Linked DNA regions of Mus musculus: region 2 is linked to region 1. The links are chromatin loops, found by intact Hi-C in ENCODE. Cell type or tissue: heart. All regions are shown on one strand. Each heading gives the region's core, and the rest is flanking DNA. Links, peaks and the distances in the headings are about the cores only. Region 1 holds the start of Wdfy3 (WD repeat and FYVE domain containing 3). Region 2 overlaps Wdfy3 (WD repeat and FYVE domain containing 3).

Region 1 (5,379 bases), core at 101-5,100:
GTGCTGATGACATACATTTCATAAATTTTCTTCTCCCAATTATAATTACAAAAAAAATTCGAAACCTCATTCATATTTAGTTGAAGATCTTCCTTCTGAAAGGCACCCTGGTCTTAGTGTTGACTCAACTGATTTTCTTACCCTAATGTAGCCATGCATCCAGTAGCTCTTCTTCCTGCCACACTCCCAGGCTGAAGAGAATTTTGTGGTACATTTGTGTAAGGGCAGATTGGAGGAACGGTACCTAAAGAATACACATCAAAGGGCCAAGGAGGAAGGAGCAGTAAGAAGGAAAAGGAAGCAGGCACACCCCTCCCCCACCCAGCGACCTGGCAGTAATGATTTATTTAAAACTGTATTATAGAGCGCTATAGCACAGCCTATTTGGCTTTAAAGGAATTCTATAGATGGCACAGACTGAGTTAAAACAGTTGAATGGCCAGTATCTTTACAGGTTACTTTGTGAGCCTTAGAGGCAAAGCATCGGATTTCTGTTCCCCCTTAGATGATCTGGTTATAAAAGTAGGTTTTTTTAAAAGGGGTTGTTCTGACCTACTCTTTCAGAATTGAGTAACATTTACATTTTTATTCTGTAGCCTGCCCCTGGTCTCTTCCCTTCCCTGACTGTCTCCCTGGCCTCCAACTCTGGACAATTCTTCTATCCTCCTGAGGGACCCCCCAACCTCATCCAACAGCAGCCCCACCCAGCACAGGCCTTACAGGCATGGCTCTCCACACCTGGGGAAAGGTGCTTTGTCCTGCCAGCGGGTGCCTGGGAACAGCAGGAACAGGGGCCCCCACACGGAACAGCTGCTGAATCTTGTAGCAAACAGTGGAGTAAATCGGTACAACTGGATCCAATTCCAAACACAAACTGGCTTAAAAAAAGGAAACAGCAAGTCCAAATTACTTCGGCTTTTTTTTTTTTTTTTTCTTTTTTAGAGGAAATCCTAAAACTGCTGTAGATTGCAGTGTTGGGAAAACAAGCTCGTGTTTCCAGTTTCTGTACCACTACTTCCCCACTCTGAGCTGTTCAACTCAAGGAGTTCAAGCATTCATGCTGACTCAGTTTTGTCCCCACCGTCAGAACAGAAGTATGACCCAAACGGTACGCTGGGCGGACTAGGAACAGAGACAAGCTGATGTCCGCTTGGCTGTTTCAAGTTTACCAATCCATACTCATTTAGTGCAAACATTGTGTTGGTCAGGTCTATGGAGGTACAAAGAATGACCTTTCCAGAAAGGGCAAACCTAAAATCTCAGCAGAAGGTCTCAAGGTCACTGACCCAGGACAACCCTGGAGACTGGAAACTCCTGGGTCCTGATCCGCACCGGAGGAGGTGGGGGTTCGAGGCCGCGTAGTGAAAGAGCTAGCGTGGGCAGTTCTTTTGTACTCCAGCTGGAGTAAAATGAACGCAGGCTCGCGTGTTTTCATCGCTGGTGACAGCATCCAGCAATGGGAGTAGGGCTCAGGGGCGCGCAGCGGTGCTTTCTCAGCAGGGTCCCCCGAGAAGCCGGAGGAGGGGGTGAGCGCTGCGCCAGAGGACCCGGGAGCCCGGAGGCGAGGGCAGGGGGCGCGGGGCGCGGGGCGCGGACTGGGCTGCGCGCCTGTCCAGGGTGCCGGCAAGCAGGAGCCGCGGCGAGGGAAGGAAGTAGGAAAGAGGAAGGAAAGGCGGGAGGGGCCGGCCGCGCGGCTGCAGTTTCTGCGGCCGGCCTGGTAGGAGGAGCGGGAGGAGCGGGAGGAGGATCCCGAGCCGTCCGTCAGCGGGCGCGGGAGGTGGGGAGAGCGGGAGGAGGAGGAGGATTAAAGATGGCCACCAGCAGCTGCGGGAGACGGCCACCAGCCCTCACTTTCCGGGATGTTCCCCGCGGCCCGGCCCGGCCTTGATGGAGAGGAGCAGCCCGTGCAGTGCCGAGGCTGAGGCGGCGGCGGGGACCCGGCGAGGGAGAAGACGCGGCGGAGCAGGGACCCAGGCGGGAGAAGGGAGCGGCGGCGGCGTCGCTGCCCTGGCTGCCTAGCACGGCTGCCGCCCCGGCCCCGCAGCTCGCGGACTGCAGCGGGCGCTCGGCCCCGGCCCGGCCTGGGGGGACTCCCGGGCCCCACGCCTGGGCCCGCGCGTCCGCGGTGAGTGCTGCCTGCCCGCTCGCCGGCTCGCCCGCGGCGCGCTTTGTTCCTGCGGGGCGGAGGCGCTGTCCGCGCGGGGACAGGCCGCGGCCCAGCCGCTCCCCCACCCGCGTCCTCCTCCGGGCCTGGAGAGGGCGCCGTCGGCGGCTGGTCCCAGGCGGCCGGCGGAGGGGCGTGCGGGGGCCTCGGGGATGGGGAGGCGGGGGCAAGGCGACCGCAGGTCCGGGAGGGCGGGGGCGTAACCCGGCGGCGCCCGGGGTAGGTGGGGGTCATGCCGGTCCCCTCGGGAGGACCCTCCCGGTGCCCATTCCCGGACCCCCCAGCCCCCACCCGCGCGCGCCCGGGCGCAGCGGAGCGCGGCCTCCATCCCTCGGGCGCCGTCTCCAGGGCCGCGGGCCTCTCCTGGCTCATCCCTCTACGCTCTGAGCTGCAAACCCTTCCCTGTGGAAGGGACCTGGGATGCTTCTGTCCTGCATCGGGGATGTGGTGGCATCACCGACATTCGCGGTTATGGCGGGGTTGAAAAGGCAGCGGTGACCTTTCCGACCAGAGCCCTCTGGACCATGGTCGCATCGGAGGTGCTGCGTTCCATTGATTTTTTGACTCTTGAATCGGAGAGACAGATGATGAGTTCTTCCTTTGTAGAAATAATAGGATAGAATCAGATCAAGCAGATGTTTACCGAATGCATGGATTTTCAGTACCTCACCAATGGCTAAGTGTTTTTTCTGTGGGAAAAATGGTGCTTATGCATACGAAAAACTATTTTTGTTCACTAATAGCTATGGGTTGGTCAGTACCAAGTGGTTATTATGGTGTCTGAAAACCCAACAAAAAAAGAAAAACAAAACCCTTGCGTCGAGACAGCAGATTCCAGGCTGGCCTCTATCAAGCAGGTTTAGATCAGTTTTCACTGTCAGGATGTAAAGCAAGTAAAAATAACAAAACAATGAAAAATGTACTTATTTACAGGAAAATGGGATGTGGTATTAGTGTAGAGTCTAGGAGAAAGACTATAGTCTGTTAGTGTATAGATCTAGTCAAAGTAAATCCCTCTTTAAATAAAACTGTCATCATGGGACCCTGCTGTGTAAGAATTAGCTTGATATGCATTTAATGTTTAAAAAAAATCTGTATTTCATTAGGTTTGAGAACTAAAACTTTGAGCAGTTCTGCCTCAAGCAACTAGAAATACAGGTTTTTAAATAGTTTCTCTTTTCCTTAGTTGAAATCTATTCATGTAAAAATATGCTTCTCACAAAAATTTCTCTACAAATGTGCTATGAGTTAAGGAACATGAGGCTTTGAAGTAACTTGGAAAGACATGAAAGAAAGTTAAACCGTAGTGTAATATTCCAGGATCAGATTCTGTACTCTGAGGATGCTGAACTCCACAAGTCTTCACTGTTTACCTCTGGTGTCCTAAATATCACCAAGGTGCTGCATTCAGTGGGGTCTTAGAATTTCTAGAAATTATCCTCAGAATGTAGCCTACATCGGGGCTCCCCCACCCCCATTTGATCTGGAACCACAAAAGATGGTAAACAACTGGGTATCGTAGTTTAAAAAGAGTAAATATCCTACCTGGGTATGGTGACTCATACCTGTTGGCCAGGTACTGGGAGGCTGAGAAGAGCGTGAACGTCTAAGTCTTGTAGATGCAGGCAAGTCTGAGGAAAAAAAATTAGTTTGTGTACTTTCCACCTGTCTCTGTCTAATGCTTGTGATGGAGAGTGTATCAGAGTACCACGGAAAGATGGAGAGGATCCCAGGATAGCATGCATGTAAAGTATTCATCCGTGTATTCTCATTCAGACACGGGGAAGATGCTGATCCCATTGTACAGATGGGGAATTAGGCAACTTTAGGGAAAGTCTAGGACCCAGATTGCCTAAGTTTAGAGCCAGTGATGATCAATGTTTTAGGATACCAATTAGATGTGAAGACCGGAATGGCATGGCATTTTGGAGTCATGGGCTTTCAGTGCAGAGGGCTCAGTGACGGGCTTGCTGGGGTGACCCAGGTATGCACACAGCTCTGCAGCCACACCCCAAAGCTCTTCTCGCTGCATCCCCCTCCCCAACCACCCACCCTCTAGTGTTATTGTTTTCTGTGATTCCAATGGCACAGACCCTTGCGTTTCCATCATGACTGTTGTGTAGAATCTGCTTGTCTGGCGTCTGCTCTGAGTCCCAGCCCCTTCTGCACAGCGGATACTTTTCTCGCCCACAGCACCATTCACAAATTAATGGCCGATTTGGTTTTTTTCAGGTTGGGTTTACTCAGGAATCATCTCCATGTAGTGACGCTTTATCTGAATGTGCAGTTGGGTGGTCTGTCTTACAGACAAGCAGAGGCCATTCATACTTCCCTAGGAAGGCCCTTCATGGCCCTTTGCTTAGTCCTCAGATCCTTGGCAACCATTAATGTCCTCTGTGGAACACCGTCCAGATGCCTCGTGGTGCAGAATGTTGCCTTTTGTGCCTTCGTGCGTTTAGTGTAATGCCTGTGCCATAGAGCAGTGGTATAGCCACGGGCTGGTAAATGGTAACAACTGTGGCAGTTGTTCTAGGGTAACAGTCACCATGGCCTATATTAAGCTTCATTAAACAACATGAGAAAGTTCTGAGAACTCACCCAAGGGCTCTGTATAGCTGGTACCAACCAGCTCCAGCAAGCACTGAGTTTCCTTTTACCGCTATAGCACTAGGACTCTTTAGCATGGTCCTACTTTTTGTCTATTCATGATTGATACAGATTTTGGTTAGTTATGAGTATTATGAGCTATTTTAACCTTCAGCATACAGGTCTGGTTTTCTTGACTCAATATGCAGAGGTGGGACTTTAAGGTCCTATCATGAGCATCAGTGTGCTTTTATCCACCAGACCACTTAGCACGCTTGCCAGCAATGCCGCCGTTCCTGTGTCAGCACCTGTTCTTGTTGGCTAATACTTTAGCCATTTATTGTGTGGCTATTATGTGGTCATATGCTTTTAAGACTTTTGATTTCGTAGTTCTTATTTTCAGTAGTATTTGGGACAACAGGAAGTTTAGGACAGACATTCCTCAAAACACATTTTTGTCTTAGTTGCCCGCTACGGTCTCACTGTGATGGCCATGGCACAGTCCAGGGTGTTTCCTGGGCGGCTTAGTATTTACTTACCTTTCATGTTGTGAAGCTAGCTTTTAGTAAAGAGATCACTACGAAATTTTGGTTCCAGCTTTTACAAAGGCTTGAAAAAAAAAATGCAAG
Region 2 (5,379 bases), core at 237-5,236, 73 kb after region 1:
GGATTCCATTACAGATGGTTGTGAGCCACCATGTGGTTGCTGGGAATTGAACTCAGGACCTTTGCAAGAGCAGTCAGTGCTCTTAACCACTGAGCCATCTCATCAGCCCCTGTTAAACACTTTTTAATCCTAGCACTTGGAAGGCTAGCGGCAGGAGGGTCTCTGTGAGTTTAAGGCCAGCCTGGTCTACATAACTACTTCTGGGACATCCAGGGCTATATAGTGAGACCCTGTCTACAAATTTTAAAAAAAGAAAAAGAAGAAGAAGCGGAAGAAAAGGAAGAAGAAAATTAGGGGGAAAGGGACCGGGGATTTCCCTCTCAGTCTTCCCCAAAGGTGGTTTTCAAAATGGCCTCATGTGACCAACAGTGAAGTGATGTAATTCACACATAGCTATCTGTGGAGGCCAGTCTTGTGTTCCTATAATGCTTCAGGGTCAGAGGTATCAATTTTATACCCTTTCCCCCGGTCCCCAGCTCTGCTCTCTAGGGTTCATCCCTCAGACCTGTCAGTGAGTCCAGCCCTCGCTCCCCACACATGAGACTGAAGATGCAGTTTTTATTCCGTTTGTGTTGGTGAACTTTATTGTTTAAATCCTGTTGCTGAACCAGGAGAGTTAATAATTCTGATATGCTATCTGATCTAGTGATAAGGGCCGTTTGTATCTGCTTTGTCGTCAGTAATGCCGCGGGTATTTAAAAGTGTTTCCTTGTGGCTTCATAGGACCTAATCTTTCCCACCCACGTGTCCCCGCTACATGACTAAATAGAAGATGGTATATTTAAAATAATTTTGGTGGAGAATTTACAGGAAAAAGTCTTTACTGTCCGCAGGAATATCCCTTGCCTTCTCCAGCCCTGGCCTGTTTCACACTCTTGTTAAGATAACGTGTTCAGTGCGAGGGAGATGGATTCATCAGTGAGGTGTTTGCTGCTCAGGCAGGAGAACCCAAGTTCAGCTCCCAGGACCCAGGTACAAGCTGGGTACTACAGCATACACCCCAGAATCCAGGGGCTGGGGAGCAGATTCCAGCATAGCTGAAGGAGCTTCAGGTTCATTTAAGAACCCTGTCTCAAAACTTGAATGGCCCAGGACAGGGAGACACCTGTGCTCGCCTGCATCCACAAAAAGGGCATCCTCAGTGTGTAGGAGACTGTGCCAACATTTAAGGCTGGGATGTAAATGAGAATAGCCCACAGGTCACTGATTGACATGAAGTATATTTTAAAGCAGGCGTAGTCACATGTTCACTGGAAATCCCCCTCCGAAGTCCCAAGACACTTTTACTGACCTCTTGGTAGGTTGAGAAATGGCCTCGGGGATCAGACTGGGCTATTTGCTGTCAGTTACCAGCACATGTTGATGGAAAGGCGCGGTGTGTGCAGAGTGTACTTCCACCAGCAATGAACACTGTCTGATTTTGTCTAAGTGGGTGTGAAGCCACACAACAGCAGACCTGCAGGCAGGTGCGTCATCGGGCGTCCTCACAGAGCATCGCTGTGGAAGGTTGAATTCAGCGCTTAGTTCCATACTTAGTAAGGAGCGGGCAAAGTCACTTCCCATTGCTGAAGCTCCTTTTCTCGGGTAGCCATGCAGATTGCATGAGGCAGGCGTGTTCTCCCGTGATTCCTTTCGTAATTACAGAGCCTGCTGTATCTACGCATCACACAGAGAGCAGCTGATAAACTGGTCTTACGAGTCTTTTACTTGCCAGGCAGTGATGGCACACGCCTTTAATCCCAGCACTTGGGAGGCAGAGGCAGGCAGATTTCTGAGTTCGAGGCCAGCCTGGTCTACAACGTGAGTTCCAGGACAGCCAGGGCTATAGAGAGAAACCCTGTCTCGAAAAACAAAAATAAATAATAATAAAAAAAAATAAAGCCTTTTACTTTATGATCTCAAGAATGGCATTTTAATTAAAGTTCAATAAAACTGTTTTGTGGGTGTACCCGCACAGTAAATATATTTATTTTACATATTTTTTACTACCAATAAACATCAATGAATTCTGTGATCACCGGAGATCTGCGAGTGTCCGAAGACTGAGATGGAGAGAGGCAATAAAATGTATCATGCAATGTCTAGCAACTCTGATACACGCGATGCAAACGTTTTCAAGGTTTATAAATTGCAAAATGTTTCATGATATGAAAACATGGACATGGGACTAAACTGGAAAAATAAAACTGGAAAGCACAAACAAGTACCAGCACGTATGTGTCCCTGTGTGGTTCAGGAAGCCATGGCCCCGTCTCCTGGGAGCAGGAAGCCACGCCTCCCGTCTCCTGGGAGCCACCCACTCTCCTGCTTATTTCTTCCTCTGCTTTCCATGTGTATTGGATATGAACAAAATGGACAGAGTACATTGTAGACTCACACAGCCTCACAAGTAGTGCGTTAACAGGAATGTGTACATAGGGATGTCAAGTTTTATTTCAAAAAGTGGTATAACGGAGCATTGTTTTTCAACTTTCTGCTCTTACTGTTTTTATATACTTAACTGTGTAGTAAATCACAGATTATCCCCTATGGATGTTCCTTCTCCCACACATGCTGTGCACATGAAAGAGGGCCTCTGGGCATGTGCCTGGGAGCAGAGCTGCTGGATGAGGTGACGTGCCCATGTTCAGTGTCACAGCTAAACCAGCCTAATGTCAGGTTGAACTTATGGTTTTGTGTTAGGTTCCCATTGCCAGGCAGTTTCCTTGGTCTTAAGTGGCAAGTGGCGACACAGAGTTTTTATCTTTGGGTACTGAGGTCAGAAGTCAGAAATTGGTCTGACAGCACAAATGGGGCGTCCGGGAGCTGTGCTCCTTCAGAAGGTGTCAGGGTTTAGTGATGCAAGGCCCTTCCTCTCCCTCTCCCTGGGCTGCCACATTCCAGGCTCATGGCTGCATGTCCCTGATGCCATCTCCGCAGTCACAGCCTGACTTTGTCATACATTTAAGCCCTTTTGATTTATTTTGGAAGCTGGCCTCATTATGTAGTCCTGGCTTATTTATTATTTTTTGGGCAGATCTCAACAATGTAGACTAGGCTGGCCTTGAACTCATAGAGACCAACCAGTCTGCTGGGATCAAATGCAGTCATGAGCACTTGCTCTCAGCTGACTATAACTTCTGTTCCTGGGGCCATAGGGAGGGGGCTCTATCGCCCTCTCCTGGCCCCCAAGGGCACTACACACATGGTACATTTACATACAGGCAGATAAAAACACTTAAAGACATAAAGTAAAAATAAAGTTAAAACAACAACAACAAGCACATGTGCCAAGTCCTTTTTGCCATGTAAGCCACCGTGTATCCTAGGGATGAGGGTGGAGGTAACTTTGGCTAGCTGAGGCCTTATCCACTTTATATATAATGTGAAGAAGATATTTTGGCTCACTATAAATTTGTTTTATTAAGTTGAATTTCCGGGGGCTGGAGAGATGGCTCAGTGGGTAAGAGCACTGACTGCTCTTCCAAAGGTCCTGAGTTCAAATCCCAGAAACCGAATGGTGGCTCATAACCACCATCTGACGCCCTCTTCTGGTACGTCTGAAGACAGCTACCGTGTACTTATTTATAATAAATAAATCTTTGAGCCTGAGGGAGCGGGGCCAACTGGAGTGAACAGAGGTCCTAAATTCAATTCCCAACAACCAGATGAAGGCTCACAACTGTCTGCACAGCTGCAGTGTGTACTCATACACATAAATAAATAAGTCTTTTTTTTAAAGTTGCATTTCCTTTACTATTAACCAGGTTGTGCAGCCTTCCTAATTTTGTAGTTGGTCATTTATTTATTTTTTTCTGTGAAAGTATACTTGTGCTTTGCTCACGTTTAGGGTGGTGTTTATTTGCTTTTCTGTCATTGATTAGAAGGTGCTCTTTGTATGTTTTGGATCTCGTGCTTTTCTATTTATTTAGAAATCACAGGTTATTCCCTCTTCCCCAGTTTGGAACTTGTGTGCTATTAGTTTATGTTTCTTTCGTTGATTTGGATGTACAGTGGCTTTTAATTTTGACAAAGCTGAGCTTTGTTTAATATTATTTTTACCCTGAACATAATGACTATTTCTTCGTTGTTATTTTTTCCCTTCCAGCACTCAGGAGAGTGTATGAGGCAGGAGGATCATGAGTTTGAGTCCATCTTATATAGCGGAGACTCTTTAAAAACAAGTTTTATTATCCCTGGTGTCTAATATACTGGTGTCGAAAGCAGAGGGGAAGCCAGTGACGGTGGGTATTTCTGTGGCCGTGTGCTCATTACTGCTTTAGAATTAGGAAACTCCTGGGTGTCCGGAAAATCAGGTATCCATGGCAGCCAGTTAAAATTTTTTAGCTTTCATTTCAAGCAGAAGAAAGTCTCTGTGTAGAAAGCTCAGGTTGCAATGCATGCTTCCATCCCGGGTCCTCCGTACTGGGCAAAAAAAGTTGAATGGGGAATCGTCACCTTTGCCTCTTGCTCCAGATGCTATTTTTGATCTGGTGTTGGAAAAAGACAGAGTCGCAATTCCACAGTACACTATGGGGACAAGAGAGTGACTCCCTGTGAGCCTGGGAGGGTTGGGGGGAGGAGGGACTCCTTGAGTGGGGGAGGATCGGGGAGGCTCTCCCTAAAGAGGCACAGCTGAGCTCATTAGTGACACAGAGCAGCAAGTCCTGGGATGTGACAGCCCTGCCCCCTGTGCAAGGGCCACACAATAAGGACCCTTAGGGTGGCCGCTCACCTACAGAGCAGCCATCTTCTGCTCTTCATTTTCAGGGTGCACTCGACCCCTGAGAGGAAGTGAGGATTTGGAGACCCCAGTCAGATGTGAGGGAAGTCACACATCAGTGAGGGATCCTGATAATTCAGATAGGGAAGTCTTTTCTCAGCAACTCCTTTTCCGCTTAGACAGAAGCTTAACTCAGAGTTTGTTCTGCAGTTAAGGGGTTTTGTGAAGGTTTATCCATTTGGTAAGAAGCAGGATACATATATTATGAGTTTAAAAAAAATTACATGCTATAATACTTAACTTTTTGAGGAACAATAAATCTGGCCCATGCAGAGGTCCTCATAACTTGAGAGAAGAAAAAAAAATCTGATTTTGCCACTTACTAGGCAAATGACATTTTGTTTATCTTATAATGTAGTCGCCCATCAGAGACTATCAATACAAACCTGAGTAAGTTTGGTTCCCACCACTGAGGAAATTATTAGATTCATGAGCATAGATCCATTTGTTAGTAAATGTATCATAAATAGATAATTTAATAATAGTTGCTACTTGCTGTATTCTTGCCTATGCCAGTTTATTCTGGAGCCAAGTTTGAGCGGCCATGACCTAGGAACACGGATTCCGAGTTCTGAAGTGGTAACAAAGTAACAGACCAGAGAGCCTTGTGTGCCTAT

Evidence for each region. Peaks named below come from ENCODE experiments on the same cell type or tissue, not always from the same donor. Only the 100,000 strongest peaks of a DNase experiment are listed, where the experiment ranks them.
Region 2: it touches region 1 in a loop (2.6-fold over the local background); 21 of 42 quality-filtered maps call a loop at or near these places.

What each region holds. Positions count from the first base shown.
Region 1 is chr5:102,066,342-102,071,720 of GRCm38, reverse strand. Wdfy3 (WD repeat and FYVE domain containing 3) reads left to right here and starts at 1,800. Exons shown (of 67, transcript NM_172882.3): 1 at 1,800-2,125. In heart, for the core only: CTCF peaks have their summits at 1,668 and 2,258 (motif pointing right); DNase peaks (open chromatin) are centred at 720, 1,080, 1,740 and 2,370; H3K4me3 peaks cover 2,234 bases; H3K27ac peaks cover 2,184 bases.
Region 2 is chr5:101,993,425-101,998,803 of GRCm38, reverse strand. The region is part of intron 3 of Wdfy3 (WD repeat and FYVE domain containing 3); the gene reads left to right. Among named protein-coding and RNA genes, the nearest start is that of Gm42135, 48 kb to the right of the region's middle. In heart, for the core only: a CTCF peak has its summit at 3,165 (motif pointing left); DNase peaks (open chromatin) are centred at 2,263 and 4,543; H3K4me3 peaks cover 361 bases; H3K27ac peaks cover 495 bases.